Regions from separate parts of the Homo sapiens genome. Here region 2 is linked to region 1. Evidence: chromatin loops called from intact Hi-C (ENCODE). Cell type or tissue: dorsolateral prefrontal cortex. All regions are shown on one strand. Links, peaks and the distances in the headings refer to the core of each region. The heading gives the core; the rest is flanking DNA. Region 1 has its middle 55 kb from the start of FRMD4B. Region 2 overlaps FRMD4B (FERM domain containing 4B).

What was found. Hi-C counts contacts between places; a loop is a spot of excess contacts. Peaks named below come from ENCODE experiments on the same cell type or tissue, not always from the same donor. Only the 100,000 strongest peaks of a DNase experiment are listed, where the experiment ranks them.
Region 2: it touches region 1 in a loop (4-fold over the local background); 68 of 110 quality-filtered maps call a loop at or near these places.

Annotation. Positions count from the first base shown.
Region 1 is chr3:69,433,483-69,449,433 of GRCh38, forward strand. It overlaps a transcript of FRMD4B not described here. Among named protein-coding and RNA genes, the nearest start is that of FRMD4B, 55 kb to the left of the region's middle. In dorsolateral prefrontal cortex, for the core only: CTCF peaks have their summits at 6,397 (motif pointing left) and 6,599; no DNase peak of the experiment used is centred there; H3K4me3 peaks cover 1,195 bases; H3K27ac peaks cover 3,713 bases.
Region 2 is chr3:69,152,881-69,168,831 of GRCh38, forward strand. It overlaps FRMD4B (FERM domain containing 4B), which reads right to left. Exons shown (of 23, transcript NM_015123.3): 23 at 15,902-15,951. Among named protein-coding and RNA genes, the nearest start is that of LMOD3, 38 kb to the left of the region's middle. In dorsolateral prefrontal cortex, for the core only: CTCF peaks have their summits at 8,910 and 9,120; no DNase peak of the experiment used is centred there; H3K27ac peaks cover 1,465 bases.

The DNA of each region.
Region 1 (15,951 bases), core at 3,387-11,386:
TGAAACTCTCTGTGGCACCATCCGCTTGGCACCTCCCCACACCACCTGCCCCTCCACTCCCCCTGGATGTGCAAGGCATCTAGGTGCAAGATGGCACAAGAAGCAGGAAGTCAAGGGGATTTCCTCACAAACACCTTTGCCCTCTCTCTCCTTCCTGATGCCATGGAACAAAGTCATTTTTCTAGCAGGAACTCCATATTCAAGGAGCTTAACTCAAATGAGAGCACAGAAAGGAGAAAAGGTTGAGAGTTTCCTACAGGCAATAATTTTTAGTACCCCTTTAGGAGGAAAACATGTTGGGCATGGATAGTTATGGTTTGGGTAGTACTAAGATCAGTATGAAGGATTCTCACACCCAGTTATCCTCTTGGTCCTCATGATCTCTCAGTGAAACATTAGGCAAAAAGAGGATACACTAGAGATGTGTTTTAGTCTAAGCCCCCACTTTACAAATAAGATAAATGAGGTACAGAAAGAGAGAGAGAAAGCAACTTGTAAAATGTTACACAGGGCAGAGCTGGCACTGGAATGACTCAGTACATTTTCTGCCTTATCACGTCATCTCTCCACATCTTTCTTGTGTCTGCCCGGCGACAAAAGCTCCTTGAGGGATTAAGCCCTGTAAACAATGATATACCAAGCAGTGTCTAATGTCACGTGCAAAGAACTAGTTAAATCCCTTGCTTCTTTAGTGGGTGTTAACAAAGACTACACAGCTGCTGTCAACTTGGATCACAAAGGCAGAAAAAAGAGAAATAAACAGATATCTTCTGGTTGCCTTCAATAGCTACTATTTGTTAAGTGTCCAACATAAGCCATATGCTATGCCAGGCACATCACTTGTATTCTGCTAATGCTTCTAGAAACTCCAAAGATAATATGGATGCTATTATACTAGGAATACAAGGAAACCAAGTCAGGGAAATAGATACCTTGTCTGAGGTTACACACAACTGGTTAGTTCTCAGATTCCATTCCTGCCGGCAACAAGCAGCACTATAAACCAAAGAAATATGCATCTACTTGAAAACCCCAGAACCCAGGAATAGAAACAAAGTGGACAGTATTTGGAAGGAAACTAAAGAGAGAAACAAAGGAAAACTGAGATTAGAGCATCATGGGAATCTATTCTACAACTATTAACATGCAGGAGGGATATGTTTTAAGATCTACGAACACACCAAATATGCAAATATAATTAAAGCACTTGACTCCACCTATAAAATTTGGTACAAGATACTTGTGATATTGGGTATCTGGGAATGAGCAAAGAAATGTTAAGATCTCAATGAGTTGGGGTAGATGAGTTACAATCACGCACTATATTAGTTTGCTAGGGCTGCCGTAACAAAATACCAAAGACTGCATGGCTTACAGAACAAAATGTATGTTCTCACATTTCTGAAGGCTTAAAGTCCAAGATCAAGGTGTCAACAGAGCTGGTATCCTCTGGGGCCTCTCTCCTTGGCTTGCAGATGGCCACCTCTTTACATGGTCTTTCCTCTGTACCCAAACACCCCTGGTACCACTTTTTGTGCCCATATTTCTTCTTATAAAGACACCAGTCACATTGTATTAGGGCCCATCCTCAAGGCCTAATTTTAACTTAATCACCTCTTTAGAGACCCTATCCACATGCACAGTCACATTCTGAGGTACTATGAATTAGGACTTCACTATATCAATCTAAGGGCTGGCCATAATTCAGCCCATAACACTCACCAAGTGACTAGTTCTGGTACCGCAGAGATGAAAATCCAGACACCTGAAAAGTAACAACCTATCATCAACCTTCAGTGTCATTCATGAAGAGCTGAAGCCCTCTAATATTTGAATTCAAGTTCAGGAATCTAAGGGTTTACTATAGGTTTTAGGTTAAAAAAAAAAAAAGGAGAGGAAGGCCATTTAATAAACCTTGGTCATTATGGTGTAAACCAAGCATCACAAGACTATGCTTGCCAGTTAAATATAGCATGCTGCATATTTTTCTAAATAAAGTTTTATTGGCACACAGCCATGTCTATTCATTTATGTATTGATTGTCTATGGCTGTTAGCGAGCTACAACTGCAGAGTTGAATAGTTGTAACAGAAACTCTCTGGTCCACAGGGCTGAAAATATACTCTATCTGGCCCTTTACAGAGAAAGTTTGCTGGCCCTTTACAGAGAAAGTTTGCCAACTCCTGGTTTAAACTGTGTTAATCAGGTTTCTTTACAGTAGGGCTTTTCAAGGTCTTTCCAATCTTCAAGGGGAAGATATATAGTAAAATTGCATCTTACGTGGGAGGTAGTTTCTAAAGTCAGTTCAAAGTGAAAACTGTGTATAGTCAAAATGAACACTGGAAAATCCCTTAGGGAAAGTGCCAACATAGAGCCCAGCAACTACATCATCATGAATATAGCCAGTTTTTCCTTCAAAGTTGCAACAGATAAAATTTTCTTCAAGCACTACATAAAAGGCTCTATTTATGGGCCATTTGTATAAAAAGGTGCATATCTTTAGATAACAGAATCACTCTCAGCATAAGAGACTTGAGAAAACTGAGACCAATCAAAGGACAGGAGATTCAGTTACCACCTCCTACTCACTTGTTGAATTTGCAGAAGTTATGTATGCACTGGAAATGACTCTACTGGAGTTTGCTTCCTTTCTCAGCTTACTTCACCAGAGAGTTCCCCTCCCTCACTATTCTTATCCCATAGAAACCTCTAATATATGCAATCTCTAATGATAAATATCTAATAATAAAACCTCTAATAATGCAATCAATATTCTGTGGAGCACACTTTGGGAAATGCTGAAATACTAAAAAACGTAGGTGTTACGGATCAATCAATCAGACGGAAATATATACAATGCTTTCTTAACACTGATAATAAAAAAACTGTAGGATAAACCACAATGAGATACCATTTCACACCTACTAGGACGGATATTTGGGGAATGAAAGGAAAATAAGAAGTGTTGGTGAGAATGTGGAAAAACTGGAACTCTAGTGCATTGATGATGGGATTGTAAAATGGTGCAGCCACTATGAAAAGCTGTTTAGTAGTCTCTCAAAAGGTTAAATATAGAATTACCATATGATCCAGCAATTCCATCTCTGGGCAGATACCCAAAAGAATTGAAAGGAGGGCCTTGAACAGATATTTGTACACCAGTGTTCATAGAAACATTATCCACAATTACCAAAGGTGGAAACAATCCAAATGTCCATCAGCAGATTAATGGATAAACAAAATATGGCATATACATAACATGGATTATAATTCTTTTCACCTTAAAATGGAACGAGATTCTGATATATGTTACAACATAAATGAGTCCTGAAAACATTATACTAAATGAAATAGGCCAGACATGAAAGGACAAATATTGTATGATTCCACTTACATGGAGTGATTAGTATCTAGAATAGTTGAATAGTAATTATTATCTAGAACAGTTGAATACACAGAGACAGAAAGTAGAGCAGAGTTTACAAGAGGCTGGGGGTACTGGGGAATGGGAAGTTATTGTTTAATGGGCATAGAGTTTCAGTTCAGGATGATGAAAAATGTTCTGGAGATGAATCGTGGTAGTGGTTGTTCAACATTGTGAATGCACTTAGACAGAGTCTTACTCTGTCGCCCAGGCTGGAGTGCAGTGGCACAATCATGGCTCACTGCAGTCTCAAACCCCCAGGCTCAAGCGACCCACCCACCTCAGCCTCCTGAGTAGCTGGGACCACAGGCACGCGCCACCATGCCCAGCTTTTTAAAAAAAATTTATAGAGATGAGGTCTCACTATGTTGCTCAGGCTGGTCTGGAACTCCTAGGCTCAAGCAATCCTCCTGCATCTGCCTTCCAAAGTGCTGGGTTCACAGGCATGAGCCACTGTGCCTGGCCAATTGTAATTTTTAAATTGATAAAATGGTAACTCTTATGTTATGTATGTGTGTATATATACATATATATAATATAAAATATATACACTAGTGTATATACTAGTATACTATTCATAGTATTATACATAACATACACTGTTATATGTAGTATGTATTATATAATATAATAAATATTAATTAAAATATATAATATGTACTATTATATATCAGTATATTATTTACAATATTTAATAGTATATTATATATACTATATAAATATATATACTATATATATACAGAGAAAGTTTGTATACATACTATATATACTATAGTATATATGTAGTATATATACTATATAAATATAATATATATAAATACATATTATATACAATACTATATAAAGTATGTATAAATACTATATATACTATATATACTATATTTATATATATTTATATTTTTATATATACTATATATATTTATATTCATATATAGTATATATACTATAGTATATATGTAGTATATATGTAGTATATATACTATATAATATATACTATTATTGTATAATATATATTATATATTATATATACTATATAACATATACTAATATAATACTACATAAATATATACTATTATTGTAAATAAAAGTATATATAATACTGTTATATATACTACTATATTATATGTAACTATATATACTACTATATGATATATAATTACATAATATATTATTATCTATTATATATAATATAATAGTATATACATATATACTGTCAAGATAGGGTCTCGCCCTGTCACCCAGGCTGGAGTGTAGTGGTGCGATTGTGGCTCACTGCAGCCTCGAACCTCTTGGCTCATGTGATCCTCCCACCTCAGCCTCCTGAGCAGCTGGGACTACACAGGCGGCATTACCACACCTGGGTAACTTTTAATTTTTTTTGTAGAGACAGGTTCTCGCTTTGTTGCTCAGGTTGTTCCTGAACTCTCGGTTTCAAATGATCCTTGGGCCTTGGCATCCTAAAGTGCTGGGATTACAGGCATGAGCCACTGCGTCCAGCCTTGTTATGAATATTTTACCACAATAAAAATATGTTCAAGACAAAAAAGGATATAGAAGCAAAATTGTAGGAATGGGGATGGGGCAGACTTAAATTATTTAGACATCACTTGAATGTGTCATTCTGCTAAAAATCTAGCTGTTGACAAATTCCTGGCTTGCTTAGGTGACAATTTCAATACTTGGAAGGCAGAGGATGCTACAAGGGGAAGTGTTCATCCAGGAAAACCTTTTGGGCAATAGATAAATGAAGCAAAAAAGTGGTCACACACTCTTGGAGTTCAAAGCAGTTGAGGGAGGGATGCTGGGGTCCTTGCCTGGCTCCTCTCTGGTTCCAGTACTGCCTCCCACCACCCAATCTCCATCCTCACCCTTCCACTCATCCCCATTCACTGTATATTCAGCAGCCAAAGTGGGGGTAAAATATGGAAATATACAGAAGAAAATGCAACAAACTCCTATCCATGCGCCCATCAGTCAAAACTAACAAACGTTGTTTTTCATATTTTTTCACATCCTGTCTTTACTCTTTTAAGTGATAGAACCACACAGAATTTATCTTCTATGTTAATTTCTCCAGTCCAATTCTTTCTTCATCTTCAGAAGCAACCATTATTCTGAATTTGGTAGATATTTAGTTCGTGTGCGTGTGTGTGTATGTGTGTGTGTGTGTGTGTGCATGTGTCCAAACATATTCTATGATTTTGTAATTTTAAAACTTTTTATAAAGAGTATTATGCTGCCTATTATATTTTGCTCAACATGGTTTTTTGCGATCTAGATTATTAACTGTTGCATAGTGCTCTGTCGTATGACTGAATTACAGTTTAATTCTCCATTTGTGGACTGATGGCTATTTGGGTAGTGTCCGATTTTTGTTATAACAAAGGATGCGACAGCACACATCCTCATGATTCTCCTTCTGTACAGAGGCCTCCCTGTTTAGTTGTGAGAGGTGTTTGGGGCACAACCTACATGAGAGTACATGGCAGTACTGTGTGGGTATATGCAGGAATTTCTCCTGGTAAATCTCACCTGGGGTGGTCCAATCCTCCAAGGTATTATTTGGAAATGTGGGAGAATCTTTCGTGAGATGGGGATGGAATGGGGCAGGGGATGCTAAATTTTGTACAGTGCATGAGAGTCCTAAATATTTTGTCCCCCACAAAATACCAAGAGTCCCTCCTTTGAGAAATGCTGCTGATTTCTGTCCCGAAGTAGAATCTTTGTGTGGTAGAATCTGTGTGTTTAGAAGTCTAACTAGGGAATGACAACTTGCTCTCCAAAGTGCCACCTGCCACAGCTCAGAGTGCCTGTTTACCTCAATTCTTTGCCAAGTCTCATTGTCAGCCTTTTGAATTTCTGCTATTGTGACGGGCATAAAATGCAGTTTCATTATGATTTTTAAACTTGCATTTCCTGCTTTTATTAGCACTGTGGAAAACCTTTTCAATTTTTACTGCTCATTCATGTCTCCCCCTTGTGGAAGTGCCTGTTAATAAGCTGTCTATTTTTCTATTGGGTAGTTTAAATTTCCCTTTTTGATTTGTAGGAGTTCATTAGAGATTCTGGAAACTTGCTTTTGGTAGTTATTTGGGGTTGCAAATGCCTTCTACCAGTTTGTTGTTTGTCTTTTTATTTTATGGTGCCATGTTATGCAGAAGTTATACATTTTGATATAGTGAAATTCATCCAAACTTGAGTGTGACTTTTGAGACTCTAGTTTATAAAATCTACTTTATTCTAAGATTCCTTTCTCCCCATCTAAAGGTTTTACATTTTTATTTCTTATATTTAAGTTTTTAATCCATCTCACAATTTATTCTTGTACAAACTGTTATGTAAGAATCTGATTTTTTCTTCTTACAGGCTATCAGTTGTAACAATACCATTTACTTTTGATACTGTGTTTTCCTCTGTAACTTCTAAAGCATCCTATATCATATAGAAAGAACCATATTTGTTTAGTTCATCATTGGGCTCTCTTTTCTGTCCTATTGATCTATTTTTCAATTACCCTTCACCAGTAATACTGTCTATGGCTTTATAATAAATTTTGATAGAGGAACTCCTAATCTTTTATTCTTTCACAAAACTCCCTTATTAAATTCTTGAATGTGGCTGGGCATGGTGGCTCATGCCTGTAATCCCAGCACTTTGGGAAGCCAAGGCAGGTGGATCACTTGAGGCCAGGAGCTTGAGATCAGCCTGGCCAACGTGGGGAAAACCCATCTCTACTAAAAAAAATACAAAAATTAGCCAGGTGTGGTGATGCACCCCTGTAATCCCAGCTACTTGAGGGGCTAAGGCACAAGAATCGCTTGAACCTGGGAGGCAGAGGTTGCACTGAGGCAAGATCATGCCATTGCACTCCAGCCTTGGCAACAGAGCAAGAGACTCTGTCAAAAAAAAAAATTCTTGAATACTTACATTTGCATTCATATTTCAGAATGCTGGGGATTTTGCTTAGAACTACAATGAATTTGTAAATACTCAACATTTCATGATATTGATCTTCCTTTCCACGTATATGGTATATCTTGTCATTTCTTTAGCTCTTTTAAAAATAATTTACAATAACCTTTTTTTCCTGAAGCAGATGTATATTTTCTTAAAACGTACTCTGAGTTTCTGAGTGGTTTTGAGCTCTGGAGTGATTTTTTTGAAACCCAAATCTGAAGATAGCAAATCATCCCTCCCTGAATGTAGCTCCCCTGAGGCTTTCTGTTACACTAAGAATGAAATTTGAACTCCATACTGGAGCATGATTATAGGACATGGTTTCCTATCTTCCTCCTGGACTTTTATTGTATGTTCTGTTAGTCATTAAGCTTTAGCCACAGTGGTTTTCTTTACTTTTTTTTCTAAGGTTAGTCAAGTGAGGCAGTGAGAGTGGAGTGGTTTTCTTTATGTACTCAAACATACCAAGCTAATTTTATTTTGGGACCCTTGTCCTTGAGGCTGTGTTTTTTCTGGAATCTTGTTCCCCAGATATGCATATGGCTAGTTTCTTCCTGCTGTTTGGGCCTCGGTTCAGATGTCTTCTCTCAGAGAAACTATCCCTGCCCACCAGAGAGTAGCCCTCCAACCATCCGTAATGACATAGCTTCTTTATTTCTTCACAGCACTTGCCACAATTTGAATTTATCTTCTTTGAACTCTTTATTGGTGTATTATTCCCCACGATATACTATAAGCTCCACATGATTGAGGACCTTGCTGCCTTGTTCTTTTCTGTGTCCCCAGAACCTACAGCAATTCCTGGCACATGGCAGCTGTTCAGTGAATATGAGCTGAATGGATAACTGAGTGGAAAAATGAACTCACGTGGATCTCCCCTAATGCCCCTGGTTGCTCCTCCTGTGTCCTCTTATATCAACAAAGGGGTATTTCCTTTCTCCCATATATTAGCAGTAAATAATGATGTAAGACATTTCTAGTCTCTTGAACAAATAGTTTAACTGCAGAAATACTTACAAAACGGATTCCAAACACATTTATGTTCTGCATTCCAGGTTTCCAAGTGGCTTAGAACAGTGAAAGTGCCACTGTCTATTCGGCCCATTTCTACTCCTAAGAGATAGCTATTAAGTTTATTTGCATAAATCCAGAAACCATTTATCCATTTACAAATCTCCAGCTATCTAATCTATCTCAGATTACACAATCTGAATGATTCACCAAAGAAGTTTCTTTTTTTTTTTTTTGAGATGGGGTCTCACTCTGTCACTCAGGCTGTGATGCAATCATAGCTTGCAGCCTTGAACTCCTGTACTCAAGCAGTCCTCCTAACTCAGCCCCCTGAGTAGCTGGAATTACAAGTGCACACCATCATGCTCAGTTAATTTTTAAATTTTTTTTAGAGATGGGATCTCACTATATTGTCCAGGCTGGTCTCAAACTCCTGGCCTCAAGTGAACCTCCTGCTTCAGCCTCCCAAAGTGCTGGGATTACAGGCATGAGCCACTATGCCCTGCCAATAAGTTTTATTCTATTGAAAAATTGTTATTTTTAAGTGAATCTGAGTTTGTTAAGAAGGCAGATTGTCAATCCCACTTCTAGAGGTTCTGATTCCACAAACCAGGGGTGGGGCCTTCATTTTCAACAAGCACTCTAGATCATTCTAACATAGGTAGTCCAAAAACCACTTATGAGAAATACTCATAAGTGAGTATTTATGAGTATTAAATACTAGGTTAAGGCAATTTAATGCCATCCTTATTTAAGATGATGCAGCCTCCCAAATACTAGGGGGCAGATGGAGCCATACGTGCACCCACTGACGTCCTATGTCATGTCCTCTTTGCCCAAGAAGAGGGCATTGCGGATCCATGTGCCTCCACTGAAGCCCTGACAACCAGACCTGCTTATGAAGCCACATAAACATTATCAGGGCAACAGCTCAAACAGGCAGTGAGGAAATGGGTTCTAGACTCTGAGTGGCTTTGGGCCAGTTTCTTCATATGCACAATGAGAAGGTGGGCCAGTGTGATGTTATGATAGAATAAGAAATCTGTTTGTTCTTCCCCAGTTCCTGGCAAAGAGCTTCTGAAATTCTTGTAACTTCGGAGTGATTGGGGTGAGAGAAGCATCTTTTGTTACTCATAATAAGCCCCTTTCAACCACATCTGAGTTTATGTTAATGAGATGGCTGGGGGATTCCAGCCCCACACAGCTTCAGGGTGGGGGCTGGTTGCCAGAGGAACCAACCATGTGATTACAGGGTTGGAAATTTCAGTCCCACCCCCTGACCCCCAGGGAGGGGAGAGGGGCTGGAGGTTGAGTTCAGTCACCAGTGGCCACAATTTACTCAATCATGCCTAACTAATGGAACCTCCATAAAAACCCTGAACAATGGGGTTTGGAGAGCCTCCTGGTGAATGCATTCACTTTTTGGGAGAGCGGCACATCCCAAACTCCACTGGCACAGAAACTCCTGCTTTTTGGACCCCTCTGGACTTTATATATACATCTCCATCTGGCTGTTTGTCTGTATCCTTTATAATATCTTTTCTAATGAACTGGTAAGTGAAGTGTTTCTCTGAGTTCTATGAGCTATTATAGCTAATTGTCAAACCTGAGCAGGAGGTCATAGGAACCCCTAATTTGTAGTTAAGTTGGTCAAAAGTGCAGAGGGCCCAGGACTTGCAATTGGCATCTGAAATGGGGTAGTCTTATGGGACTGAGCCCTTAACCTGTGAGGCCAAAACCACCTTTGCAAAATTATGACAGTAAGAGAAATCTGACACAGCCAACTCCATCTTGCTTCCAGCAACACACACTTGCTGTCCTCACTCATTCCTGGGTGTAGGCCAAGCTAACTTTCAAAGGAATTTGGTTTATAGTTTAAGCTTAAAGCAAGAATGATAATAGCCCTTCTGCAAACTAAACTGCCTTTGTAAAACTAATGAAAAGCCACAAGGTTAGGATTACAAGAGGGCCTGAATTCTGCTAAGATGTAGGCACAGTTAAAACAATAACCAGCCATTGTTCTGGAGCTCACAAGATCTGTAACTTCCCCAATTACTCCTGTAGATACATCACTATTGTAGAACCCAAGATTGGTCTTTTGAGATGTTTTTCAGACTTTTGCATTTTGATGACTAACTTCACCCATACCAGGGACTCAGCTGGACCTGTGGCCCCCACCCAGAGGCTGACAGCACACGAGGACCATTTTCCACACCCCTCTGATTTCATCTCCCATCCAATCAGCATTCCCCATTCCCTAGCCCCCTGCCCACCAAACTATCCTTGAAAAACCCTAGCGTCTTTGGGGAGACTGATTTGAGTAACAGCCCCAATCCTTCTGCTTGGCCAGCCTTGCATTAATTAAACTCTTTGTTTACTGCAATAATGCTGTCTCAGTGAATTGGGTTTATCTGTGCAGCGGGCAAGAAGAACACATTTGGGTGATTACAGTATCTGATGCTAATTTCAGGTAGATTTTGTGAAATCAAAATTGAACTGAATTGAATTGAGGACATCCAGTTGGTGTATGAGGAGTTGGAGAACTGACTGCTTAGTGTGGAAAATCCACACATTTGGTATCAGAAGTGTTGTGATTATTGACATAAAGTTGTTTTTTTCTTTCAACCACATAGTTATAAAAGTGCATTCCAGCTCTATCATTTTATGAGACTTCAACATCTCATGGATTTCTGTGTGATTAGGTTACGCCTGACTCTCACCCCATACCTTCCAAATTTTCTAGGAGGAACTTATATCATGTTTGTAATGGAAAAGAAAATAACCAAAACATTTTAAAAGATAACATTTCCCATTATTACTCAAACAGGATTTTCACAAGCTAAGATGATTGCTTCTGTTTCAGTGCTATGTTCACTACTCATCTCCACGAACATAAAGAAACAACAAAATCTCTACACACACTTATCCACCAGATTGTTTTAAACAATTTTCAAACTTGTTTTAATAGGCAAAACTGGCTCTGTAATGCTAAACTAGATGTAAATAGCCCAAGGATCCAATTTCAGCCAAAATCTCATACCACGTGGAGAAATTAAGCAATTCTTAAATATTTAATAATACCCTGTAATTTTTTAGACTCCTGGGCTCCAAAATTTCTGACAAAGTAATTCCTATGCCACAATTAATAAAAATAGACAACCTTCCAAAAAGTCTCGCAAAGCAAAAGTAAACTCCTCCGAGCACTCCCGCTGCGGTCAGAGTGATGCATACAAGTGACATACCCGCCAGAAACGACAGCAGCCAGAAAGGGTTTGGAGCTTGCCCTGAACGGGTGTCTGCTGAAAAGGCTCATAAAAAGAAGGTTGTGATTAGAAGATCATGACATTTCCAGCACCCACTTATTAGCATGTCTGGAGAATCACAGAAGGGGGACGATGCAGTCTTTATAACCAGAGTTCACGTCACAGGATATTTACAAATACTGCTATTCCAGTCTTCGGAGCAATTCGGTCTCTGCTCTAACAGCAGACAAAGAGTGCAGACACCCTAGCCAATCACTCCAGGTGGCCTCCTAAGAAAGATTCCTGCCAAACCTTGGCTGCTCAGGCCATAAACCTGTATATTCTTCCTCCGCATCATCCCACTTCTCATTCATTAAACCCCCTGCTTAAAACTCCTCAGTGACTTCTGATTTTACATAGACTAACACTTAAACTCCAGCTCCTATGTGGATTCCTATCTACCTCTGAAATCTCATTTCATGCCAGTCTTCCCTTCACTCTCAATACACCCCACATTGGCCTCCTTTTCCCACCTTACTGGGTCAAGTCCATTCTCACTGCAGGGACTTGGCACTTGCTGAGTCACTGCTTGGATTGTTATTTCTCTGGATCTTCACATAGCTGGCTCCATCTCATAATTCGAATTCAACTCGCATGACCTTCCCAGATCACTATATCCTAAATAGTATTAAGCTACGTTTGTGTTATTCTCTACTCCTGTTTATTTTCTGTCTGGTCCTGAAATTACACTGTTTATTTGCTTGCTGGCTTTCTTGTCCCACTAGAATTTCACCTCCAAGAGGAGGGAGATATTGCTTTGTCCTGTTCACTGCTACATCCTCGTAGCCTGGGACAATGCACATAGTAGATACTCAGTGACTATTTGTCAAATGAATGTATGTGTTGATTTATTTATTTATTTATTTTCTGAGATGGAGTCTGACTTTGTCACCCAGGCTGGAGTGCAGTGGCGTGATCTTAACTCACTATAACCTCCGCCTCCCAGGATCAAGTGATTCTCCTGCCTCAGCCTCCTGAGTAGCTGGGATTACAGGCATGTACCACCATGCCTGGCTAATTTTTGTATTTTTCGTAGAGACGAGGTTTCCTCATGTTGGTTAAGCTGGTCTCGAACTCCTGACTTAATGATCTGCCCACTTTAGCCTCATAAAGTGCTGGGTTTGCAGGCGTGAGCCACCGTGACTAGCCTACAAATTTTTTTATTTTTTTTCTTGAGATGGAGTCTCAATCTGTCATCCTGGCTGGAGTGCAGTGGTGCGATCTCAGCTCACTGCAACCTCTGCCTCCCTGGTTCAACTGATTCTCCTGCCTCAGCCTCCCTAGTAGCTGAGAATAAAGGCACACACCACCACACCTGGCTAATTTTCACATTTTTAGTAAAGATGAGGTTCCGTTATGTTGGCCAGGCCAGTCTCGAACTCACCTCAGGTGATCAGCCCACCTTGGCCTCTCAAAATGCTGAGATTACAGGCGTGAGTCACCCGCGCCAGGCCATGTGTTATTTTAGATTAAGTTAGAACCCAATTTTCAATGTTCTCCCTCTACTCAGAGTTAAAACTCAATTTGTTGCTTGGAAGACAAGTTAATTTGCAGAAGACACATATCTCACTCTCTGTGAATATCCTCATTGTCACCCCACAACTAGTTTAGAATCTCTGACATGGAGCGCATTCCTCTGAAAACACAAGACCCTTTGGAGACATCAGTCAAATGAAATTTAAGCCTCATTGACAAGCTAAGATGACTCTTACAGTGCTTCTTGAGGGAATGATTGTGTAGGTAGTGACTGCTGGAAGTGAAGGGCTCAGAGTCTGAGTGGGTTGATCCACATGTCACACAGATTGAAGCAGGTAGAGTTTTTTTTAATGCTAGGGAAATTTTGCTGAGATACTCTGTGTTCTAGCCAGGCATTCAGTATAGGGGTGGTTCATTTGGGGCTCAAATAAGAGGATCAACTAACTGAAGCTTTAAATGGGTATCAAATGAAGGTAATTCCACTCTGACTTGCACAGTGAGCTACAGAGTGGTAGTGACAGCAAATTTTCTAAACAGTATCATAATTTATAAGTCTCTTTTACATACTCATCATCTCTTTTGTTTCTTAGGGAAAATCTGTGAGGTTGGCCAAATGTAGTTATTGTACCTATTTCATATATGTGAAGATGAGACTCAAGATCCCATAATGAGTAAATAACCAGAACCTTGATTTGGAATCAAGATCTTATAAGATCATCTTCTAGACATACTAATGTACCAATAACAGAGATATTGAAGAAGGCATTTAAAAAATCAACTTTTTTGAGGTATAACATATATACACAATAAAATATTCCCATTTTAAGTGTGGAGTTAAACAGATTTTGACAAATATATACACTCTTTACCCACCACCACAATCAAGATATGGAATATTTCTCTTTTTTTGAATAAATTCAGGAGATACATGGGAAATTTTGTTACAAGTATATAATGTGTAGTGATCAAGTCAGGGTATTTAGAAGATAACAAAACATTTTTCTCTCCGAAGAAGTTCCTTTATATCCCTTTGTGCTCATTTCTCTCTCTTACTTCCTGCCCTTCCCTTAGGAAACCACTGATCTGCTCTCTGACATTACGTATTACTTTTTCTAGAATTTCACATGAATAGAATCACATAGTCTGAATTTTTTTGTGTCTCTGGCTCCTTTTGGTTTGCATGATGTTTTTGAGATTCATCCATGTTATAGCACATATTAGTAGTTTGTTATTTTGTATGGTTTCATTTTATAGTATTCTATTGTATGGCTATATCACAATTTATTTATCCATTCACCTTCTGATGGACATTTGGATTCTTTCCTGTTTGGATTATCATAAATGCCACTCTCATGGACATTCCAATACAAATCTTTTTTTTTTTTTTCGTTTTTTCAGACAGAGTCTCACTCTACTGGCCAGGCTGGAGTGCAGTGTTGCGATCTCGGATCACTGCAACCTCTGTTTCCTGGGTTCAAGGGATTCTCGTGGCTCAGCCTCCCAAGTAGCTGGGATTACAGGCGTGTGCCACCACACCTGGCTAATTTTTGTATTTTTAGTAGAGACGATGTTTCACCATGTTAGCCAGGCTGGTCTCGAACGCCTGACCTCAGGTGATCCACCTGCCTCGGCCTCCCAAAGTGCTGGGATTACAGGCGTGAGACACCACGCCTGGCCCCAGTACAAATCTTTTATGGGCATATATTTTCATTGCTTTTCAGTAAATACTCTGGAGTGGAATTGTGAGATTCTATGATCAGGGAATTTTTAATTTTATAAAAAACTGAGATCTATGGTCTAAAGTGGTTTTACCATTTTATATTTACACCAGCAGTGTATGGGAATTCCAGTTGCTCCATATCCTCACTGATACTTGCCATTGTTAGTCTTTAAATTTTAGCCATTTTAATAGCTATGAAGCAGTTGGCATCTCACTGTGATTTGAGTTTGCACTTCCTAGATGACTAATAATGTTGAGCATCATTTTCGGGGGCTTATTGCTCATTTGTATAACTTCTGCAAAGGGCAATTTGAGATACAAGAGATACAAATAATTTTGTGTCTCGTGCAAGCGTTTACTTTATTGTAGAAACAATTTTGAAAAAATGCAACCTGGAAAAAAATTATAAAATATTCAGACTATAAAGAATAAAGAAAACTATAATATGGTTAGAATGTCCACATTTTTATTTTTTCTTTAGTGTATATTCCTTGAATTTTTTTAGTATACATTCATGTAATGCTCTAACAAACTGGGGAGGCTGAGTTTTCAGGTAGAAGCTAGCAAAGAAGGAAAAGGCTTTGCTCTCTTTATTTCCATTCCCTAGACTTCATTTTGTAGACGATGGGCTCAATTATTCACAGCATCTTTTTATATGTAGCCTCGTAAAACTGTAAGGTGAATCATTACAAAATTAATATTCAACAGGCTTTATATAACTCTGCTTAATTCAATGCATAACTCAGATTTTTATCACCCCAAGGCCTCTCAAGATCTATAAATGCAACCAACTTAATAAGATACCATGTATTTTAACTCTAACATTACCTCAGCGACCTCCATACTGCACAACCACTAAGTTTAGACTAGATAACCAAATAGACATCTATGACAGAAATGAACTGTATTTAAAATGTCAAGTCCTGCATGAAGACGTGCATGATGACAACGAAGATTGTGTTCTAACACATTTGTTTTGAGAACCTTACAGTTTTGACTTTAAAAAGGAGCTTATTTTGCTTCCAGAGCACTAAGCTACAAGTATTTTGTGCCACATAACC
Region 2 (15,951 bases), core at 5,292-13,291, 280 kb before region 1:
AAACATGGGATACAATTGCTGGGAGAATGGAGAGGAGTCATAAACATCAAATCAGAAAACAAGCCAAGAGAGGGATAACTGTGGCTGCTTTTAGAGGTGAGCATCATTGTGCTGCAGCAGTGGCCACGTGGTAATCATTTCTGGTTTGTCACAATGCATAGAGCTTTTGATACATTTTAGTGGTTGCCAAAAATGCTAGAATTGGAGAGCATGCTACATATACAAAAAGTTTAAGAACAAATATACCTAGAGTCATAACATGCTCATATTTCATTTGTAAAAAGTCAACTCTACATGCTAGAGACAGAGAGAGAGAAACAGAGAAAGACAGAGAGAAAGAAAAATAACTAAACTGTACAAGTGATCCTGGTTGCCATTTCACTCAGTGAGTTTATGTCCCAGAGTTGATGTGATCTGGGAAATACACATGGATTTTCATAGTTTCCATTGTGTGATGTTGCAGAAGAGCATGAGTCCAGGGTTTAAAAATATGTACTTTTCATACAACATGGTCATGAAAGAAAGTCTACTTCATCTGGGACTCAAATGAAGAATCAACGTATTCCAAAGTCAGTTGTGCTGGACTTAATGAAAGAGGGCATATCGCTCTTTAATGTAGCACATATCTAATAGATTTTCTGGCACAATTTTGACAAGACACAATTTTCATCTTATGGGCTGACTTTAGAACCTAACTTCTCCTCTGATTCTAGATTCATCTTCATTGTAGAAGACAATGGAAAAGCAACAGCATCCTTCAAGTTTTCTTGGATATAACCTGCAGTGCTATTGAGATTTAGGACTGGAAAATAGCAGAAACCAACTAGAGCTAGCTGAAGCATAAAGAAAAGAAGATACTGGTTGGGGGTATTTTATAAAAAACTGTATCTGTACATGCAGGTGTGAGGATGCAAAGGAAGCAATGACTGCCTTCCAAGAAGATCACAGACTTTCCTCTAAGTGAGTCTCGAGCTGTAACTGCATACGAATCACCTGGAGACCTTGTTAAACAGGCACATCATCATTCAATAGGTCTGGGATTATAGATCATGTAACAAGCCCCCAGGTGAGTTGATGCCACTGACCCTGACAGCAATTTGAGTAGCAAGATTCAAATGCAGCTATTTTGATAACCCAGTCTCTGAAACTTTCACTTCCCAATTTCAGATTTCCAAGAGGGGACATGATTGCCCCAGTTTGGGTCAGGCATCTACCACTCCTGGATCCATCCACGACATCCAGCGGTATCAGGTCAAGAAAGAGCAAAATCACTATCACCACCACTAGCACGTAATGAATGTTAACAACTGGCCTTTCCCTGGGCTATGCATCTCATACACATTATCTCCTTTAATCTGCAAGTTAACGCTTTGAAGTGAGGGGAGAAAACTGAGGTTTAGAGAAGCCCAGTTGTTAATGAGTGTAAAAGCTGGTCTTTGGCCACACGGCCTGACTCTAGAGCTCCTGTGTTCTACCAACTTCAAGATTTGGCCAGGAGAGTGGGATCCCTTGGGTTTGTGGGAAGCCAGTTCTAAGAGGAAGAGGAATCACTGTCACCTGGAGTTGGCCCCTAGATTGACTATATAGCCACTTTATTAGTATTTGTGAACAAAGGTGGGAACAAGTTAGGTTACTAAAATTTTATGATTTCCCCAATAAATAATACCCCTCTTTCCACCCAACTTCAGAAAAAGGACAGAGATGTCACATGGGAGTCCAAAGTATATATAGCATGAAGAGCAGCTAAAAGCAAGGTCTGTGGGACAGTTTAGAAGCCCACTCCTCGCCAGCATGCCCTGGGCCTTGTCTGTATTCCAGACCTGGTACGTCAGGATCTCCATGTTCCCAGGGTCCCCAGGTGAAGGGTTGGGGTTCACCGACACTACCTGGAATTTCACAAGCAGCTCCAGACAATGGCAGGGCTCTCTCAGCATTCTTGTTGGTAGGAACCACCAAGCTCAGTTAACCCCGGGGCTGGGGAGCTCACGAAAATGCGTCCTCTCTGCAGCCAGGCTGATTGAAAGAGGCAGAAGAGGATTCTCTGACAAGGGGAAGAGGCGGGGAGGGGCCAGAGAGAGCTCTGCGGTTCTCCTGCCTCACGCTGCATATTATTAAAGTATCACCTGGGAACGAAAAAAAATCAATAATTGGGTTCACCCTCATATAGTATTATTATTATTATTATTTATTTTGAGACAAGGTCTCACTCTGTCACCCAGGCTGGAGTGCAGTGGCACAATCATGGCTCACTACAGCCTCAACCTCCTGGTCTCAAGCTATCCTCCCACCTCGGCCTCTGGAGTAGCTGGGACTACAGGCATGCACCACCATGCCAGGCTAATTTTTTTTTTTTTTCAGAGATGGGGTTTTTCCATGTTGTCCAGGCTGGTCTCAAAGTTCTGGCCTCAAGCAATCCTCCCTCCTCAGCCTCCCAGAGTTCTGGGATTCCAGGTGTGAGCTACCACACCTGGCATGAATATTCTTATTTAGTTGGCACATCGTAGGGTGGGCCAATTACAATATGTTTTTAAAAAGTCTTCTTAGATGGATATAACATACACTGGTCTAGCTTCAGTCCCTCTGTGGAGACAGGAGTGGGGAGTCAGCGTGCCTTCTTAACAATTACTCTCCTACTTTACTGTGGCGTGAGGGAAAGGTATTAGAGCAGGGCTTCTCAGACTTTAATGTGCCTAAGCATCAGCTGAGGATCCTGTGCAGGTGAAGATTGTGATTTGGTAGTCCTGGCTGGGACCTGGAACACTGCCTTTCTAAGCAGCTCCCGGGGGTGCTTGCAGCTGGTCCTTGTACCACACTCTGAGCAGCAAGGAGCTACATCAGGGGTTCTCGGCATGCAGTAGAGTCACCAGAGACACCTGCTCATGTGCAGGGCCCCAGCATTCCTAGCTCAGAAATTCTGATCCTGTGGGTGTGGGGAAGGGGTCAGGAATCTTCATTTTTAACAGCCATTTCTGGGGCAGGTGATTGAGTGACTGGAGAGCTCCATGTTGACAAACACTGGGCTACAGAAGTATAATAAAACCTGAGAAATGCTATTACGAAAACAGGAAAAGAGAGAACATCTGATTAATACTCTGTTCTCAACAGTCAATATCCTGATCTAGTAGAGCTATCATTACTTCAATGTCATTATTCAGGGTAATTTTGAATAAGACTTTACCTCCCCGAGTCCTTCCCCTCAAGAATCTCTGCTGAGTAGAGATTTTTAAAACAACCAGAACATGTTAGTCTCTCTCGATAGAGAGAGAGAGAGAGATGAAAGAGAAATTTATTCTCTCAGCATTTTGGGGCCAGAAGTTCAAAATCAAGATGTGGGCAGGGTTGATCCCTTCTAGAAGCTAAAAAGAAAAACATGCTCCACGCCTCTCTTTCCTAGTTTTCGGTGGCTTCTGACAATCCTTGCATCCTTGGCTTGTGGATGTGTTACTCCAATAGCTGCATCCATAGTCAAATGACTCATTTTCTCTCTGTGTCTGTGTCTGTTAGTGCATAATTTTATTTCAGAATTCTAAATTGCCTTCAGATTTGGACAAATTTTCCTCTTCATTTGGTGTGTATTATAGTTGATTTGTGTCCCCACAAAAGATCTGTTGGATTCCTAACCCCGGTATCTCAGAATGTGACCTTATTTGGAAATTAGGTTTTTATAGATATAATCACATTAAAATGAAGTCATTAGGATGAGCCCTAAACCAATTAGGTTTTTTTTTTTTTTTTTTTTTTTGAGACTGAGTCTTGCTCTGTCACCCAGGCTGGAGTACAGTGGCACCATCTTGGCTCACTGCAACCTCAGCCTCCTGGGTTCAAGCGATTCTCCTGCCTCAGCCTCCTGAGTAGCTGGGACTACAAATGCATGCCACCACTCCTGGCTAATTTTTTGTAATTTTAGTAGAGACAAGGTTTCTCCATGTTGGCCAGGCTTGTCTCGATCTCCTGACCTCAGGTGATCCACCCGCCTTGGCCTCCCAAAGTGTTGGGATTACAGGCATGAGCCAGGTTGTATCTTTATATGGCTGTGTCTTTACAAAAAAAAAAAAAAAAAAAAAAAGAACACTGAGACCCACACAGGGAGACCACCATGTGAAGATGATGATAAAGATCGGGTGACGCTTCTACAAAAGCCAAAGAACACCAAAGATTGCCAGCAAAACACCAGGAGCTGGCACAGAGAAGCACGGAGCAGATTCTCCCTCACGTTTTCGGAAGAACCGACCCTGCCAATACTTTGATCTCAGACCCTAGAACTGTGAGATAATACATTTCTGTTGTTTAAGTCACCCAGTTTATGGTTCTTTGTTTACAGCCCTAGCAAACTAATGCAGTATGTATATACTACACAATTCCATAAGCACTTGCTGGAAAGGGAAGTAGGTTTTAAATTCTGTGTGGAACACATGTATAGATAACACATGGGCCCTGACTTCTAAGAGCTTGCAGCGTAGGAGAGAAGTCTACTAGGAAAGGAACTCACACACAGATCCCAGAAATCCTGAAATTGGTAGACCATGTAAAGTGGTAGGCTGTGCTCTGGGGAGAATGTATTTATTTGAGAGGGAGCTAGGAAAGTTTCACTAGATGGATAGGCAGAGTGTGAATCAGAAATTGATTCTCAAAAAACTTAAAGCAGACTTACCATTCAATCCAGCAGTCCTGTTACTGGCTATATACCCAAAAGAAAATATATTGCTCTACAGAAAAGACACATGCACTTGTCTGTTCATCGCAGCACTATTCACAATAACAAAGACACGGAATCAGCCTAGGTGCCCTTCAACAGTGGATTGGAAAAAGAAAATGTGGTACATATACACCATGGAATACTATGCCAATATAAAAAAGATCAAAATCAAGTCCTTTGCAGCAACATGGATGCAGCTGGAGGTCATTATCCTAAGCAAATTAATGCAGGAATGGAAAACCAAATACTGCATGTTGTTACCTAGAAAGGGGAGCTAAACATTGGATACACATGGACATCAAGATGGCAACAATAGATATTGGGGACTATTAGAGGATGGAAGGAGGGAGGGAGAAAGGGGGGGCAACTGTTGAATAACTGTTGGATACTATGCTCACTACCTGGGTGGCAGGATCAATTTTTCCCCAAAACTCAGCATCACACAATATACCCATGTAACAAGCTTGCACATGTACTCCCTGCATCTAAAATAAAAGTTGAGGCCAGATGTGGTGGCTCACACCTGTAATCCCAGCACTTTGGGAGGCTGAGACGTGTGGATCACTTGAGGCTGGGAGTTTGAGACCAGCTGACCAACATGGTGAGACCCCCATCTCTACTAAAAATACAAAAATTAGCCAGGCGTGGTGTTGCACGCCTGTAATCCCAGCTACTCAGGAGGCTGAGGCGGAGAATTGCTCGAAGCTGGGAAGCGGATGTTGCAGTGAGCCGAGATCACACCTCTGCACCTCAGCTTGGGCAACGGAGTGAGACTCTGTCTCAAAAAAACAAACAACCCCCTCGTCCCCCCCCGAAAAGAACTAATTTCTCAATTTTTTTCTTAAATAATAGCTAAAGTTCAGGCTAGCCTTGAAATGTTTCCCTCTCTTAATCTGCATGGAGCAACATTATTAGAAGAAACAATTGTTGACAATATATTCCATTCACTGAACTCCAAGGAGTTGAACCTTGCTAATGTTTCAGCTTCAGTTAGGCAGCATGATCACTAGTATTTTTAAAGAATGAATTTCACACATTCTCAATCATTTTCATTGCTCTGTGAATGGAAGCAAATCATTGGGGTTCAGAATATTGTTCTGCCAACAAAATAATTTACGTTGCCAGGAGCTGGAGATCCTAAAAAATAACAAATAACATTTGCAGGCCAAACAACACAGTGCACCTAAAGAATTTTCTGTATTTTATTCTAAGTCAGGCTTGTAATTTCTCATACCAAAGCATCTCAGCAAAGGCCAGAAAGGGGATTTGGGAAAGCCAAATGAAGCTCACACCGTCCCTTTGCTTTTAAGCCTACATAGATACCAAGCCAGTTTTCAATATTTCTTTGGCCCTTGTTACTCTGTTAGAGCCATTTACTATTTCTGATCTGTGCTCAGCACAGAAATGGCAGGCCTGATCCAGCAGATCCATAACATTTTGAAATCGTGAGCTCTGTTTATTAAAATGTCTGGTCACCTGGGTGATGAGGCAGGGGAGGATAGACTGTCAGATAAAATAAAGACATGCATGGGACATTACGAATCCTAACAATGATTTGGTGATGTGCGCCTGTGGTCCCAGCTACCATCCCAAAGTCAAATTTAACTGGGAATTTTATTTTTTATTTTTCTAAGAATTAAAGCAAACAATCTATTTTGAAGTAACTCAGATATGTTTCATTTGTTACATCTAGTTATCTTGAAACACAGTAACCTTGGCTGGGTGGGGTGGCTCAGGCCTGTAATCCCAGCACTTTGGGAGGCCGAGGTGGGTGGATCACCTGAGGTCAGCAGTTTGAGCCCAGCCTGGCCAAAATGGTGAAACGCTGTCTCTACTAAAAATACAAAAATTAGCCGGCCATGGTGGCGGATGCCTGTAATCCCAGCTACTCCGGAGGCTGAGGCAGGAGAATTGCTTGAACCCGGGAGGTGGAGGTTGCAGTGAGCCGAGATCGTGCCATTGCACCACTCCAGCCTGGGTGACAGAGCCAGACTTTGTCTCAGAAAAAAAAAAAAAAAAAAAAAAAGTAACTTTGGTATAATGGTTGAAGAAAAAGGAGAAGCAATGTAAGCATAAATGCCTGAACATTTTACTCTTTTATCAATAAACATTACTAGAATGCGATGCATTTGAATCCATGCTTTTTTCCAAGGAAAACCTTCATTCTATCTTCTGCTTCCTGATATCGAAGCTGGATCTTATTACAAGGGTAGGATGCACCATGGAAAGCATGCCTAATTTTTTTGTTCGTTAGTCTTTTTGAGATGGAGTTTCACTCTTGTTGCCCAGGCTGGAGTGCAATGGTGCGATCCCCGCTCACTGCAAACTCCGTCTCCTGGGTTTAAGCAATTCTCCTGCCTCAGCCTCCCGAGTAGCTGGGATTACACGCATGTACCACCATGTCCTGCTAATTTTGTATTTTTAGTAGAGATGGGGTTTCCCCATGTTGGTCAGGCTGGTCTCGAACTCCTGACCTCAGGTGATCCGCCCACCTCGGCCTCCCATAGTGCTGGGATTACAGGTGTGAGCCATCACACCCAGCCCATGCCTAAACTTTTTAAACTACAGAAGGAAAGCTGATCTTCATCAGTTAGATCTCTGCATTATGCAGACTGACCACTGTGTTATTATATATAACATGGTGAAAAACACTGTTACATATGGCTTGTTGATAGCCCCACCTCAGTAATTTAGTTAAGCTTTAGATAGTCTGTTAACCACAAAGGCAGCATTTGATGTCAGGTCAAAAATCAGATCCAACTATGATTTTGTGGTTGATAGTTCAGAGAATGCTCTACAACAAAGGAATTGAGAATGCAGTGTGACGATATCTTTCTAACATTTAATTCAGGGAAAATGTCATCGCCAGCACAGCTTAACATTAACTGGGCATTTTAAATTTTTATCTGCTCACCTGGCAAATCTAATTACAGCACTGGTAAAATTACACCCTGGAATAGAAAAACTGTAGCCTAAGTCACATGGTGAAGGACAGGTATGTGTGAGAGAGAAAGGGGAAAGAATGAGCTTTAGAATTATTCTGATTTGGGCTTGATTTCTGACCCTCTACTTGATCATGTGACCTTGGGCAGTGTGTCTGAGCAGTTCCTCCAGGCTTGCTTTCCCCCTCCCATCTGTAAAATGGGCGTCTATTTTACAGATGGGAGAAAGATATCTCCTCTGGTTATTTAAGATGAAGTGTTAACTCAGTGCAGTGCAGTTCTGAGTCATATTGGAGTCTGACGCAAAAGGAAAAATCGGTAATACTGAACTCGTATTTATATAAAATTTTGACTTTTTTCAATTTTATTTATTTTTGAGACAAGATCTGGCTCTATCACCCAGGCTGGGGTGCAGTGGCACGATTTCGGCTGACTACAGCCTCAACCTCCCAGGCTCAAGTGATCCTCCCCCAGCATCCTGAGTAGCTGGGATCATACGCGCACATCACCACACCCAGCTAAATTTTGTGTTTTTTTTTGTAGAGACGGGGTTTCACCATGTTGCCCAGGCCGATCTCAAACTCCTACACTCAAGCAATTCACTCACCTCAGCCTCCCATAGTGCTGGGATTACAGGTGTGAGCTACTGTGCTGGGGTGACATTTTTTTAATCATGGGAAAAAATTGCGTGAAGTTGGATTTTTTCAAAAGACTGCATTGAAATATTATTTATCTTGTCAACCACGTTTTCGGGTGCGCTCTTAAAATTTGCACTTCGGCAGGTACCTCACTCATTTAACCCTAAGCCTGGCCTTGGCACTCAATGACTGTTAAATATTAATATTTAATGTTTGTATTTAATTTAATTAATATTTAAATGAAACAATGTTAAATGTTATTAACCCTCTTATATTCCATTTCCTTGTAGTATCCCATTAGAAACAATAAGGACAACAAACATTTATAAGGGCTCACTTTGTCCCAGGCACTGTGCTAAGCTCCTGAAGTACATCATTTTGTTGAATCCTTAAAATTTTAGGAGATTGTTACGATTATTTCCACTTTATAAAAAGTGACATTTTTAAAAATTTAAGCTACTTCCCCTAGAAGACATAGCTAGTAAATGGAGTTGATGGGCATTAGAAATTAAGTTTTGTTTGCTTTTTTCTGCAGGGCTGCTGAAACTTGTTTGTACACCTCGTGTTGAATTAAAGTATGAATTCAGACTCAGCAACTCCTGCCTGCATTAACCCAGATAGGCCTCTAGGTGTCCTCATTGACCAAGCTCCAGAATTCTAGGCCAGAGAAAAACTACTTTTAGAAAAGGGTTTCTCAAATAGTTGTGTGACATGGAAGTGCACATTTATGAGAAATATAGCAGCGTTGAGTGTCCGTGTGAGATGGTGATCATGACTCTAAAATAAAATAAATCTGCTTGCTTATGTGATTTTCTCTATGAATATTCAGCTCCTTGGCTACAGGTTGATCGCTGGATTTTAATACAGTCCTAAAGGACTGAGATTTTGATTGGCTGCAAATAGATTTGATGGATGGATGGATTCTTGACCAATGTTATGTAGATGTGATGGAACCCAAATGTTTGTTTTAAGAACCTTTAAAACTGTGCCCACTTAGTCCAAATTGTAACAGATTTCTAAATAAATAAAAAGAAGAAAGAAAAGGTTTTCTCAGGCGTTTTTCAGGTTTCTCAGGTTTTCTCAAGAGTTTGAGTTTTCTTAAACTCTTTCAGGGGAGTTTCTATATATTCTGTGCATGATTACAGACCAAACTGGGCCTGTCCTAGAAGGTTTTCAGTCTGAAGAAAGCTCTGGGATCAAGCAGGGCCAACTTCTCTGTGGATGGGAAGGATATGACACCCATTTGCTCAGCCTACAATCTCCAAGGGTGTGGGGTTTCTCAAACATCTATTATTGTGCTACTTACTCCTGAGCAGGGGCCTGGCAACTAGGTTTCCTGGGTGTCTTGAATCTACAGGACATGTCCTGTTTTAATGATTTTGCTTGGTGTCCTGTATGGATTTTTTTTCCAGGATGCCTTAAATGTCCTATATTCAGCTTTTTAAAAAATTAAGTTACAAAAATTTGGTGGTTAGAGCTATTTTTCAAATTTAATTGGCCTCCGGTATTTGCATTTGTTAAATCTGACCGTCCTACTGGCTGGCTTGTTTGCATTCATATGAACATAGAAAAGGTAGGGACCTGTCTTTGAGCCAGCAGCAGGGCTGTCCTAGGACAAGCCTCAAGTGCTTGTCCTAGTCCTGACTAAGCAGAAGAGCTGTAGCTGAACTGTTAGGAAAATGCCTTAATCAGTTTGATTCCTCAGGTTAGACCTGTGTGAAACCTCCCTGCACAGTGGACTCCAGAGTGGAACAAATTCATGCTTTACAAAGTTTCTGTCTTATACATTTGTGAATTGGAATCCAGGCCTGTGTACCTTCTAGCTATGTAACTTGGGCAAACTACTTAACCTTCTTGAGCTTCTGTTTGGAATTAATAATTGCAAACTTGCTGTGAGGATTAAACAAGAAAAAAGTGGCCGGGCATGGTGGCTCACACCTGTAATCACAGCACTTTGGGAGGTCAAGGTGGGAGGATCACTTGAGGTCAGGAGTTCGAGACAAGCCTGGCCAACATGATGAGACCCCGTCACTACTAAAAATACAAAAATTAGCCAGGTATGGTGGTGCATGTATGTAATTCCAGCTACTCGGGAAGCTGAAGTGGAAGTATCACTTGAACCCAGGAGGCAGAGGTTGCAGTGAGCCAAGATTGTGCCACTGCACTCCAGCCTGGGCAACAGAGCAAGCCTCTGTCTCAAAAAATAAATAAATAAAAATAAAATAAAACTAAATAAATAAATAAGAAAAAAGTGTTCCCAGTACCTACAGCAGTGCCTGAGACGTGAATCAGCCCTCAACAATGATGAGTTAGTTTAGTATTGTCATTTCAGTGGCTAAACTAAGGCAGTGCAAATCCTCCAAACATCATCTTAATATTCAACAACATCTTCTGACTTTTCTCCCTCAGGAAATAGTTTATATCATGAAATACCTTCTAGAGACTTGATGTTATGCTGAGCTGGTTAGGTGCATTATCTTGTTCAGCCCACACAATATCCTTGTGAGATATGTACTAGAGAGGAAACTGAGGCCCAGGGAGGTCAGGAAACTTCCCATAGTTCATATAAGCAGCCAGTAGAAAGGCCAGGAAATATTCCAAGCACAGCAGTCTGTCTCCAGGTCTGCATGACTTCAAAGCCTACACATTTAACCACTATTTTATAAAGATGGGGATGTCTGCTTAGACACCCACTATCAGATCCCTGAAAGGCTTCTTCCATCATAATTGAAGGGCTACTGGAAATGCCCTTCCCAGTCTTGGACTGTCAGTATTCTTGATGATATATTTCTCATCATTGCTTTCCAATCCTTAATCTTTCCTTTTTTCTTTTTAGAGACAGGGTTTTACTTTGTCACCGAGGCTGACGTGCAGTGGTGTGATCATAGCTCACTGTAACCTTGAATCCCTGGGCTCCGGTGATCTTCCCATTTCAGCCTCCAGAGTATTTTGGACTACAGGGGCATGCCACCACTCCCAACTCCTTTTTATTGTTTTGTAGAGACAGGATCTTGCTATAGTGCCCAGGCTGGTCTCAAACTCCTGGCCTAAAGCGATCTTCCTGCCTTGGCCTCCCAGAGTGTTGGAATTACAGGCTTGGGCCACTGTACCCAGCCCTGATCTTCTTATGAAGCCATTTTCTTCTGAAAATGAGGAGGGTCACATAGAGAATGGTTTCTCTGGTGAAGTTATGTGTGTGTTGGGAAGAAGAGGCCAGGTGCTGTGATGCTCATCTAGTTAACTACATCTCCTGTCTTCCAAGTACATTCCTTAAACAAACACCACTGCTCCTTTCCTCCAGCCTGTCTGCACAGGTAATTCCAGCCCAGTCAGTGTTAATGGGCCCTGCATCAGGAATATCTTCAAGCCATGCCCTGATCAGGAGTGTTGCAATTGCACAGCTTGAAAATCCACCAGCTGCAGGCTGCCCTAGGCTGTCTTTTCTTCCCCTGGTTATTTTCACCCTGCTAGTCTGATTTCCAACCTTCCCTTTGACCTTCCCTCTTTCTTCCTCCACAGGCCTACTTTAGTTGCTTCTTCCCTTCCCTTTTCATTTTCATTGATTTCCATTTAAGAGAGGTGGTTGTTGAGCAATTGCTGTTTTCTTTTTTTGGTTTTATTTTGTTTTTGAGATGGGGATTTGCTCTGTCACTCAGGCTGGAGTGCAGAGGCATGATCATGGCTTACTGCATCCCTGACCTCTTAGGCTCAAATGATCTCCCACTTCAGCCTCCCAAATAGCTGAAACTACAGGTGTGCACCACCATACCTGGCTCATTTTTTATTTTTTTGTATAGACGGGGTCTCACTATGTTGCCCAGGCTGGGCTCAAACTTCTGGGCTCAAGCAGTTTTCCTATGTTGGCCTCCCCAAGTGCTGGAATTACAGGCATGAGCCACTGCACCTGGTGAGCAATTGCATTTTTATAATGTCATGGTTAATAAAGAACATGATGGCCAGGTGTGGTGGCTCATGCCTGTAATCCCAGCACTTTGGGAGGCTGAGGTAGGCAGGTCACGAGCTCAGGAGTTTGAGACCAGCCTGGCCAACATGGTGAAACCCCGTCTCTACTAAAAATACAAAAATTAGCTGGGCGTGGTGGCGGGTGCCTGTAATCCCAGCTACTAGGGAGGCTGAGGCAGGAGAATTGCTTGAACCCAGGAGGCAGAGGTTGCATTGAGCGGAGATCATGCCATTGTACTCCAGCCTGGGCAACAGAGCAAGACTCTGTCTCAATCAAATCAAATCAAATCAAATCAAATCAAATCAAATCAAATCAAATCAAATAACATGAGATGTGGAGCCAAACAGACGTAGGTTTGAATTTTAGCTTTACCACTTACTTACTGTTTGGCCATGTAACCAAAGGAATATTAAACTTTCTGAACCTCCCTTTTTATATCCTCATCTGGGGATAAGACCATTTTTCTTGCACAGTTGTAGGGAGAATTAGATGGGTAATGTATGCCTGTAACCCACTGTTTATGGTGAGAAGTAAAAAATGGCAGCTTTCTGTCTTCTTACCTTGATAGATTTCTTTAATCCTGGCATAATAATCTGTCTTCACATTCTTTTAGTTTCTAAAACTGGCCAAGCTTCTCCTGGCTTTACAGCCTTGGCGAATGTTATATGTCATTCTCTTAAACCCTAGAGAGCTTCTATTCTTTTTGCTTAATTGTATCTTCTCTTACCAATCCTCAAGTCTAAGCTTAAGCATCACCTTTCCAAAGGGGCCCATTGTGTCCCTACAATCTCAGCTATAGCTCCCCACCCCTCTCACCACCCTTGGCTCTCATAGGATTGTCATGTTAACTTACTGAGAGAGGTTACTTCTTTTTCTCCCCTATTGGCCTGTAAGCTTCAGGAAAGCAGGGACCATCGTATCCCCAGTGACTAGGACAGTGACTGACTGCCACATAGTTGGTATCCTAATGTTTGTTGGACACATGGTTTTTTTCTTTCGAGACAGAGTCTCGCTCTGTTGCCCAGGCTGGAGTGCAGTGGTATAATCTCGGCTCACCACAACCTCTGCCTCCTGGGTTCAAGTGATTCTCCTGCCTCAGCCTCCCAAGTAGCTGGGATTATAGGCGCATGCCACCGCGCCTTGCTAATTTTTGTATTTTTAGTAGAAATGGGGTTTCACCATGTTGGCCAAGCTGGTCTTGAACTCCCGACCTCAAGTGATCCACCTGCCTTGGCCTCCCAAAGTGCTGGGATTACAGGCATGAGCCACCACACCTAGGTGCAGTATATTTAATGATCCTCGTTCCCTTCAAATCATTAGGAGAAGCCAGAACATGTCTCCAGATGCCCCACAGGGTGTGGTACAGTCCCAGTTGAAAAATCACAGATCTTTTAAACCTTGGGTACTTCACATGAATGTTATAACCATTCAAGAAGAGAAAATTATATGAAACTCAGAAGTTAGGTGAACTCCCATCCCCCTCCTAGTCCCAGTACACCATTCTTGCCAAGGCATCTGATATTCAAAAGCAAAAGGAAATAGAATGTGTTTGTGTGTGTGTTTAGTGTTAAGAAGAGCAATCAGGTAAGTATTGCCAAAATGGATCTTTCGCACACTTCCTATTTTCTTTTGCAGAGGTGACAGATTCTCCCTGAATCATCAAAGGCAGAAAAGGATGACAGTGGTATCAGGACACTCTGATGGTGGGCTCAGATTCCAATCTGAGATTAATCTCAGATGCACTCTTTCCAAAGAGAATCAAGGTGAAGCCCACAGGTCCATACATCTGATAGGGCTGAATTTTGAGAGGGTTTCTCAAGGGCATTGTAGAAGAGCATTTCACAATTCACATTATCACACTGCCCCTAAACAATTCAAAATGGGGAAGGATCAATAGATACTTACAGTGTCACTGATCAATATTTAGTTCATTATCGTTATCTGTGATTTTAACAAGTATATTCAGTAGGGTAAGACATTTTATTGACTAGAAAACAATTTAAGAAATGTACTTGATCCACTAGAAATAAATAATGTACTTGATCCACTAGCAATCAATAATTCAGCCCAGTGGGCACCACCTGAAACTGGGTAGTTTCCTAGGTAAGGGTTATTTTGACCTGTGCTTGGATTTAGACCTAACTCAGCCCTTCTGCCACTAGTAAATGAAAGAAAATTAGGACTGTTACCTTTAAGAAGTAACAATGAGCAAGGAGAACTGGGCTTAGCATGTATACATTCAATTTTCATTAATCCGTTTAAAAAGTTATGTTTGCTACTTTCACTCTTCCTATGGAGAAGTTGTTCCTGGATAGCATTCACGGAATGAGGAATTCATAGTTTAGTATTTGGAGTATGCCAACTCAGGATTTACTTCCTGCTTTTCTCCTACTAGTGGTAAATTACATGACCTTTCTAATTCTCAGATTCTTTCTCTGTAAAATGGAGATTATCTAGCACTATACACCCCATTAGGCTGTTGTGGGGATTAAATGAGAAAATACATATAAAGCACTTTTGCACACCAGCCTGGAGCACATTGAACTAGAATTCAACAAAAGCCAACTCGTTTTTGCAGCAGGACATACTTTCTTTTTTCTACTCCAAAGTGGCACAAGGATGGGGGTGGAAGGGATACAGAGTAGTAGAAAAGACCCAGGGAAGTCCAGAGGAGGGGCATATGAAAACAGAGAAACAGGCCGGGCCTGGTGGCTCACACATGTAATCCCAGCACTCTGGGAGGCTAAGGAGGGCAGATCACTTGAGGTCAGGAGTTCGACACCAGCATGGCCAACATGGTGAAACCCATCTCTACTAAAAATACAAAAATTAGCCGTGTATGGTGGTGCACACCTGTAATCTCAGCTACTAGGGAGTCTGAGGCAGGAGAATTGCTTGAACCTGGGAGGCAGAGGTTGTAGTGAGCTGACATCGTGCCACTGCACTCCAGCCTGGGCCACAGAGCGAGACTCCATCTTAAAAAAAAAAAAAAAAAAAAAAAAAAAAAAAAAAAAACAGAAGAAAAGAGAGAAACAGGACGTAAGAGGCTCGCTAAACTTTTGAGCTGAAAAAGGAGTGAAGCTTTTCATTACCTTCTGGGCTTTGTGTACATGTCAAAAGATTTTGTCTTTGGAAATGGACTGCATCTCCATGCCCTGTGACATAACAGGAGACAACTACTGTTTGTCTTGTCTTGATAAGCATGGATGAAGTACCTCCCTTGACATAACTCCAAGTCAGCACTTATTAAAGGGTGGTCTGTAACGTGGTGCAAGGTAAGTACAGAAATTGAGAGTTGGTGTTTAGAAACTTTGATTCCAACTTGACAGAGTAGTTTTATGTCTGCTGAATCTAATAATACATAGGGATGTGTATTTTCTTACGTTTTTTCAATAATCTAGCAATTTTTTTCTGAATTAGCTTTTCTCCTCTAGTAATTTGCTTTTATTTTACTTTATAAAACTATAGGTACACAATGGATTGGAATCTTTAAAAATTGGTCTTTCACTACTTTGAAAAGCACTACTCTAGAAAATAATCTAAACTTGCCTATTGTACCGAAGAAAGTCATTCTTCCAGTTCTGGAAGCTCTTTAAGGACTCACCTTTGTAGTAACTCTTTAGTCTGAGCCTTTGTTCCTAAGAACAGACCAAACTAATAGTTTAAAACAATTCCGGAATCTTTATTTCTTGTAATATTTAAGCTTTTGTG